2 separate regions of the Homo sapiens genome follow, and region 1 is linked to region 2. A link is a contact called in ENCODE Hi-C or POLR2A ChIA-PET data. All regions are on one chromosome and are shown on one strand. The core of a region is the stretch at or near the end of the contact, and the rest is flanking DNA. Distances in the headings are between cores, read along the strand shown. Region 1 overlaps LCLAT1 (lysocardiolipin acyltransferase 1). Region 2 overlaps LCLAT1 (lysocardiolipin acyltransferase 1).

Evidence for each region. A loop is a pair of places that touch in the nucleus more often than their neighbours do. ChIA-PET counts read pairs that join two places held with the same protein, here RNA polymerase II (POLR2A). Pooled maps may share reads with other maps.
Region 1: a pooled map of gastrocnemius medialis shows a loop between it and region 2 (2.0-fold over the local background). The contact joins two enhancer-like sites. A Hi-C loop is called at or near these places in 2 of 168 maps with a recorded cell type or tissue (B cell and gastrocnemius medialis) and 1 of 50 pooled maps. POLR2A ChIA-PET finds 5 or more read pairs at or near these places in 2 of 52 experiments (GM12878 and activated CD4-positive, alpha-beta T cell).

What each region holds. Positions count from the first base shown.
Region 1 is chr2:30,564,255-30,568,113 of GRCh38, reverse strand. It overlaps LCLAT1 (lysocardiolipin acyltransferase 1), which reads right to left. Exons shown (of 6, transcript NM_001002257.3): 5 at 1-54. Among named protein-coding and RNA genes, the nearest start is that of LCLAT1, 120 kb to the right of the region's middle. Within about 2 kb of position 2,158, at least 6 of the 41 ENCODE cell types and tissues checked have a DNase peak (open chromatin) inside an H3K27ac peak, as active enhancers do; they include gastrocnemius medialis, where a contact is called at or near this core.
Region 2 is chr2:30,509,299-30,513,197 of GRCh38, reverse strand. All of the region lies in intron 1 of LCLAT1 (lysocardiolipin acyltransferase 1), which reads right to left. Among named protein-coding and RNA genes, the nearest start is that of LCLAT1, 64 kb to the right of the region's middle. Within about 2 kb of position 1,962, at least 11 of the 41 ENCODE cell types and tissues checked have a DNase peak (open chromatin) inside an H3K27ac peak, as active enhancers do; they include gastrocnemius medialis, where a contact is called at or near this core.

The sequences.
Region 1 (3,859 bases), core at 909-3,408, 55 kb before region 2:
ATTTCTGAAGTCCATTTTTTTCAGCAAATGCATTACTTCGAGACTTGCTGTTTTCTAAACAAAACAATGGACCATTATAAATCATAAACTAAAGGGAAATAAACAAGGTAAGGAAAGAAGTGCAGAATTTTTTTTGATAAAAAATAGCTGTTAATTATTCTCTAATTACTGAATACTGAGTCAAATGAGAAGATACAAACATTGCAGATGGTCCATTATCAAGATCCCAGACCTACTTATGTAACCAGACCCAGGTTTGGCTATTTGCTGCTCGAAAGCCAAACACAAGAGGCCAAGTTTGGTGGGAGGGAAAGCAGGTTTTAAACAGAGAGCCAGCAAACTGAGAAGATAGTGAACTAGTGTTCTAAAGTCCCATCTTAAGTTTTAAAATTTATCATAGTGTTTTTAAAAGGAAACTTGCTGTAGGAGATGTTTGAATGGCACAGGGTCTGTGTGTCTTGTTCTGATGGCTGTCTCGGGTAACTGCCCATCCGGAGGTCCACTTGGCATTACTTTGACTTTAGCCTGATGGTAGTGGACTAACTGTTCATGACTCCCCCAAGTGGGAGGGTTCCACAGGGCCTCCATGCCTGGTTTGTTTCAAAATTAGCCCCTGGAATTTCTAAGCAAGCATATAGTAGATAAGCATACATGGTGCAAGGAAGTGTCTAGTGGAAACAGAAGGAAAACAGAGTTTCAAAGTACACTTCGAGGCTATATTCTAAGACTAAAGAAAAAAAGTGTTAAAATGCATTTCAAAGCTGAGATGCTCGGTTATACTTACTGAAATTAAAAAAAATTATAACAAAGGCATAAATCGATTTTTATACATTTTCTGAAATTCATATTCATATCTTTTAATTTGTTTAAAAGATTTCATGAAAGTCAACATTCAATGAAAATTAAAATGCTAATAACTAAATTTTTTTATAAAACAATCCCTATATAACAAAATTGAAATATTAAAATATAAAATGCTAATAAAATAAAACTAAGACACTAACAAAATACAATGACCTAGACATCCAGAAGAAATAACTAGCAATCAAATATATCAGATCAACATTCTTTAAAATCCAATAATTTAGGCCTTCAATGTGAACTGAAATATCTGCCTTGCTCAGGCACAGAGTATGTTAATATTACTAACCCAAACCGCTCCATAACAAAATGGGCACATGATTAGCACATCATGTACAAATATCTGAACATGGTTTGGCTGAATATAGTTACGGAGTCAAGTACATGTTCCAGTTGTTGGCAAAACCTTCTTTTTCCATTCCATGAGGTAACTTTACAAGTTCCAAGAAGAACCAAACCCATTATTCAGCAAATACATTTGGAAAAAGTAAAGTGTTCAGAAATTTGGCCTCAACTGCTGGGAGAGATCATGAAATACTTTCTGATGACAGCAGATGTTAGAACCCGCAATCCTCAGCTGCATTCCGAAATTGATAAACTATTATTCCAAGTCACAAGAAAAATATCTATATCGACACAACTTTACTAGGAGTAAATTTAAGATCACGGAGTCCTCAAAGTCTCCAAAAACCATAGACGACTTCCACAACACTGAAATATTCAAAGAACACTCCTATAGAAGGTGTTACATCATTTTATGATAAAGGAATTGAGCCGGGCAAGTCAAAAGTAAAGGCCCTACACATGAAGAGTAGTAAGTTCCTCTCATATTCATTTGAGGATATCCTGGGCATGGGGCTACAAAACAATATTTATATTATAGACAGCTGACAGGACCTTAAATGGGATTAGGAATCCCATAGACACCACAAAGATGAGTAGTAACTACCCTTTAGTTTGGTCTTTCAGTTTATAAAACTCTGGGGATTCTGAAAGCAAAACTGAACTGTTGTAGAATGTGAGTACAAGTATAAACAGCTCTAAAACAAACAGTCACAATGTGGGACGGTAAAAATGATCAGAAATACAGAGAGATTAGAGATGTAGACTTTTCCATCTACCCCCTACTTCATCTACTCATCCCCAGACTCTGTTATTGCACTAGCATCCCACTTTCTGACCACAGCCTCCTGTCTTGTCACGTTACTCCCTGTAATTCTCCCACTCCTACACTCCTTCCGCCCATGGGACTACTAGCAGCTATTCTCAAACCAGCTGGGCATGTTCCCACCTCAGGATCGGTGCAGTTGCTGCTCCTCCCTTCACCCAGAATGCCTTTCACCCATACAGCTGCACGCTTTTCTGCTTTGTTCATTTAGTCCCTACTTAAACAGAAACTTAACAGAGAGGCTTTCCCTAACCACCTTAAACAAAACAGCACCCTACACCCCTTCTATGACTCTCTCTCTCTCCTTATCCTGCCTTATTTTTCTGCATAGCACTTATGACTGACATATTTTTATTAACTTATTAGTTTATCATCTGTCTTTCCTCACAGAACGTAAACTTCGTGAGAGTAGGGATAAAGATCCAGGCACTCATATATGTATTAAAAAGAATAAGTTTTATGTATATAGGTGTTATGTTATATGCAATAACATAATTGTTAGAATCTTTCCAAATCAGGGAAATGGAACTCAAAATTATCACATACTAATTGTGATGGCTAATTTTATATGTCAACTTTAATAGGCCACGATACTCAGGTATCTCATCAAATATTATTCTAGATGTTTCTGGGAAGGTATTTTTTAGAAGAGACTAATATTTAAATTAGTAGACTGAGTACAGCAGATGACCCTCCACAATGGGAGTAGGCCCCATCAAATCAGGTGAATGAAGACCTTAACAGAAAAAGACAGAAGTGCCCTCCTCTCCCCAACAAGGAAGAAAGAATTCTGCCTCTAGACTGCCTTTGGCCTTGAACTTCGACTACTTCCCGGGATCTCCACTCTGCCACCCTACCCTACAGATCGTGGACTTACCAAACCTCCACAACTGTAAGAGCCAATTCCTTAAAATAAATCTCAACCTCTTTCTATATATACACATCCTACTGGTTCTCTTTCTCTAGAGAACCCTAACTAATATGCCAATACAATATAGAACTCCCTAACCCAAGAATAACGAAGACATATGTATGGGTGCACATATGTCTGTGTGTGACCAAAATGACTCAAAAGAAATGGACCAAAATTAAAATAGTGTTCACTTATGGGCAGTGGGATTATAGCAAGTTTTGTGCATACTTCTATGTTTCCAAATTTTCCCAAATTAACATATATTGCTTCCATTAAAAAGTTATAACCAACAATAAAATATGAAGATAGAATATATGTAAAGTTAGATTTAAATGCACTAATTTAAATGTACATGCAAGCTAGATTCAGGACTTAAATTATAAAACAGTCTCACTGGGCTGAAAAACCCAGTTTAAGGTTAAGTATGGTAGTAACTAAACACCTTTTAATTAACAGATACTTTTTCCAAACTGGAGATATTTTGTTAGCCTATTTTTTAAAATGATTTTTTACCAACTCAATAAAATTATCTGTATTCTACTGTTAAAAAAATGTTTAAAACTTCAGGATCAGTCTGTTTTTTCTCCTTGGCAAAGTCTAGCTTCAAAGGTAAACATCATTTGCATTTAAAATATATATGCAACTACATCATGTAATGGTGAGCACTATGGACTCCAAAATTATGCAACTAGATGGAGAGTTCATCACCTACAAAAAGAAACCTGAGAACAAATACAGAATGAAAAAAGTTTTACATATACATTTTATGACTCTGAAGGTCTAATGTATGAACATATTAACACTAATGTAGCAGTAACATATGACCTTTCTTTCATTAGTTTTTATTTACCAAATAACTTTCAAAGTTGGCATTCTTTGGTGTACATTTTCGCATTCACAAATATAAACCTATCATT
Region 2 (3,899 bases), core at 713-3,212:
AAACCCTAACACATCTTTTGTGAAATATGTTCATTAGTAATCAGTAAAATATAAATTAAAGTACCATTTTCCTTCTATCTCATTAGAAAAACTGAAAATATTCACAATATTTAACATTAGCAGGGCTATAGATACAAATGTATTTTTCTATCCTGCTACTAAGACTGTAAATTAAGTACCACCCTTTAAGTTAGTAATAAGGCAGTACTTGTCAAGACAGAAATGTGCATTTTTAATTAATAATTATATTTCAAGAACTCTATCACGCAGAAATATTTATAGGAGTACACAGAGAAATGGATACAACATTGTTCATGTAAGTATAATTTGTAATAATAAACAGTGGGCAATAATAAAGCCTACCAATAAGAGAAGGGGGAACATTTATTTTAACATTTATTATGAAATACTAAGCAGGCATTCAAGAGAATAAGGAAACTCACATCATCTGATATGACTGGGTATCCTTGACATTCAGTAAATAAAACCGATTGCAAAATATAATAGATGGCATGATCCCATTTTTGCCTTAAGCCAAATTTTTTAAAAATGTGTACATCTATGTATATTTGTGTATGTGAGTACATGTATTTCTAGGTGTATTAATAGGTCTGATTTCAACAGAGGGGCATAGTAAACTCAAGATTATGCCACAAAGAGGCTATCTGGAGATAAATATCCTCTCCTTAATCTCCATCCACCCTTTTATCTCCTTCGAGGGCTTCCTTCCCCTTGACCTCACCCAACTGGAAATAAGAGAAAAGTGTGCCCCCTGGGTCTCTTGAGGCAGACAAAAGAAAAGAATGGAGAGCGTGTCCAGAGGGCAAAGAGAAGACATCCAGCAGAACAATATCAACATAAGGAAAATGAGGAGTTACAAAGCATTATCTAGAATATGATAACCTTTTATATATACATTATACAGTGGTTAATTTTTTCTATTTTTGCTTACATAAATTTATTAATTTTGATAAAAACAAATGTGTCATGAAATAAAATAAGAATTCCAAAAAACTAAAAACAAAACTAAAAAGGTCTGAAGAGTTTCATATTAAGATGAAATATCTAATTGTGCTCTCTCAAAAAACACACTAAAAATCCCACACCTACAAAGAATAACCAAAAAAAGAACAACATTTTAAAAGCTGGAAAGCAGAAAGCCAAATGTTGACTATCCTGGCTGACCTGCAAAGACAAAGTGTAAGCCAGCAGAGGAAAAAGTTGAAAACAAACCCACAGAATCCTCCTAAGGCCTAGGAGGCGGAAGCATCAGGTACTGCTGGATGCAAATGGAGATGAATGGCAGTTTGCCAAAATAAAGAGGATTAGGTAATGAGTGAGGGGCAGGTGGATTCCTAGATTCCCTTCTCTCTCTGCACCTCTGGGTAACTGTCCCTCTCCTACCGCAGCATAAACTTGCATGTCTATTCTCTAGAGAAGGTAAAACAGAGTTTCCCAATTAGGAAATGCACAGTTTAGGGCATGGTCACCACTCTAAGAACAGTGGGATTAAGTGACCATATACATGCTGAATCCTGAATGCTAAAACCTCAGACCATCTTCCCTGGATGAGCTCTCAGATGGCTGGCAACAAGATCTTTGGTCCTATGCCAGTTGTCCTATAGAATATTCTGCAATGATGGAAATGTTCCCTAGTTATGCTGTCCAAAACTGCAGCCATTAGCTACATGTAGCTATTGAGCATCTGAAATGTGGCTAGTGCCATTGAAGAAATGAATTTTTAACTTAATTATATTTCAATTTAAATAGCTACATGTGGGTAGTGGCCACAGTATTGAACAGCACAGTCCTAGGCAGAAGACAGGAGTGTACTCTCTGGGATGTCTGACCAGGCTATGAGGAAAGACAAAAATACAGAAACAGGCCAGGCGCGGTGACTCATGCCTGTAATCCTAGCACTTTGGGAGGCCGAGGCGGTCAGATCACTTGAGGTCAGGAGTTCGAAAATACAGAAACATTGAGGGATTCCCTAATAAACAGCCCACATAAATCACCCCTCAGTAAAGCCCAAAGTTCACAAGCCTCACCTACGTGCAAGCCTCTACTGGCTTTCTAAATCACCCATTTTTTATTAGGAACAGATAATGAGACTTCTGAGCAAACACTCTAACATGACATTAGAGACTAAATTAAACAGAAAAAAAAGTATACTTGAAGGAAATAAACTATTCAGGGGAAAAGAAAACTTCAAAGAAAACTATCTTTAACATTTTCAAAAAGACAATAAATACTGCAATCAGGAAACAATAACATGTTCTTGTGGGAAAATAAAATGAAGAAAGGAAATATCCAGAGAATAAAAGAGCTACTGAAAGTTTAAAACAGCAAAAATGATTAGCAAAAATTATACACGACCAAAGAGTTAGAAAATAAAGTTGAGAAAAAATCTCCCAAAAAGCCCAGCAGAAGATAAAGAGATGGAAAGCAGAAAGAATATATGAAAGGGCCAAGACACGAGGTCCCATATGCCAGTAATACAAGGGCCAAAAAGAGTTGTGAGAAATTGGAGAGGGGGAAATCAGCAACAACAATCTCAAAAAAATTCCCCGGAACCGGAGAAAATGACATTCCACATTAACAGAGCCTACTAATAGCAAAGATAATGGATGAAAACAGATGTTCACCAAGGAATACCACTGTAACTTACAGAAGAGTGGAGACAAAGAACGTTCCACAAACCTTCTAGAAAGGAAAAAACAGGTTACATACAAAGGATTAAAAATTAGACCAGCTTTGAACATCTCAGCAGCCAATACCAGGAGCAAGACAAAAACAGAACAAAAACTTTAAGATTCTAAAGAAAATTATTTCCAACCCGTCCCTGTAGCAAGTGTTAGAGTAGTTGGTAGAAAAACACTGTCAGACATGCCAGGTGTAAAAGTGACTTCCCATACAATCTTTTAAAAAGAAGCTACTGGAAAATGGGCTCCACTAAAAGAAGTAAACAAAGACTAAGGGAGATCTGAAATACAGCAAGTAAGAGATCATCATAGATGAGAGGTCAAGAAGGATGATCCTGAAAGGGAGATTTCAGGGTGACAACTATACATTAGATAGAGAAGGCATTCGGTCCAAATTCTGAGAGGATGGCACAAAAGGAAGACTCTCTGAAAGTTGTTATCACCAAAATCCTTGCTACTAAACAAACCATCTGTTTGAGTCAAGAATAGAGTGTCCAGGTGAACCTGGCACAAATCCTAATCTGTACTTGGCTTCTTGACCATGTGCTAATAAAATTCCTGCTCTCCCTGCCACATTTGGCTTCCACATCAGCTGATGACACTGATTTTATCTGTCATATAGCACTCTGCTTTGTTGGGCGTCGTGGCTTATGCCTGGAATCCCAGCACTTTGAAAGGCCAAGGCGGGTGGATCATTCGAGGTCAGGAGTTTGAGACCAGCCTGACCAACATGCAAAACCCCACTCTACTAAAAATACAAAAATTAGCCAGGCATGGTGGCATGCATCTGTAGTCCCAGCTACTTGGGAAGCTGAGGCAGGAGAATCATTTGAACCCAGGAGGCAGAGGTTGCAGTGATCAGGCCACTGCACTCCAGCCTGGGGGAGACAATGAGACTCTGCCTTAAAAAGAAAAAAAAAAAGTATTCTGCTTTGACCTAATCCTGAAATATGGAGACAACACATGGTGAATTTAGAAACAAAATATATTCCCACTGGACAGCTATACTATTCAACACCCCATTCATGTTGAAAACTCTCAATAACTGGGCTTTTAAGGAACATACCTCAAAATAATAAGAACCATCTATGACAAAAACCACAGCCAATATCATACTGAATGGACGAAAGTGAAGGCATTCCCCTTGATAACTGGCACAAAACAAAGATGCTCTCTCACTACTCCTATTCAACATAG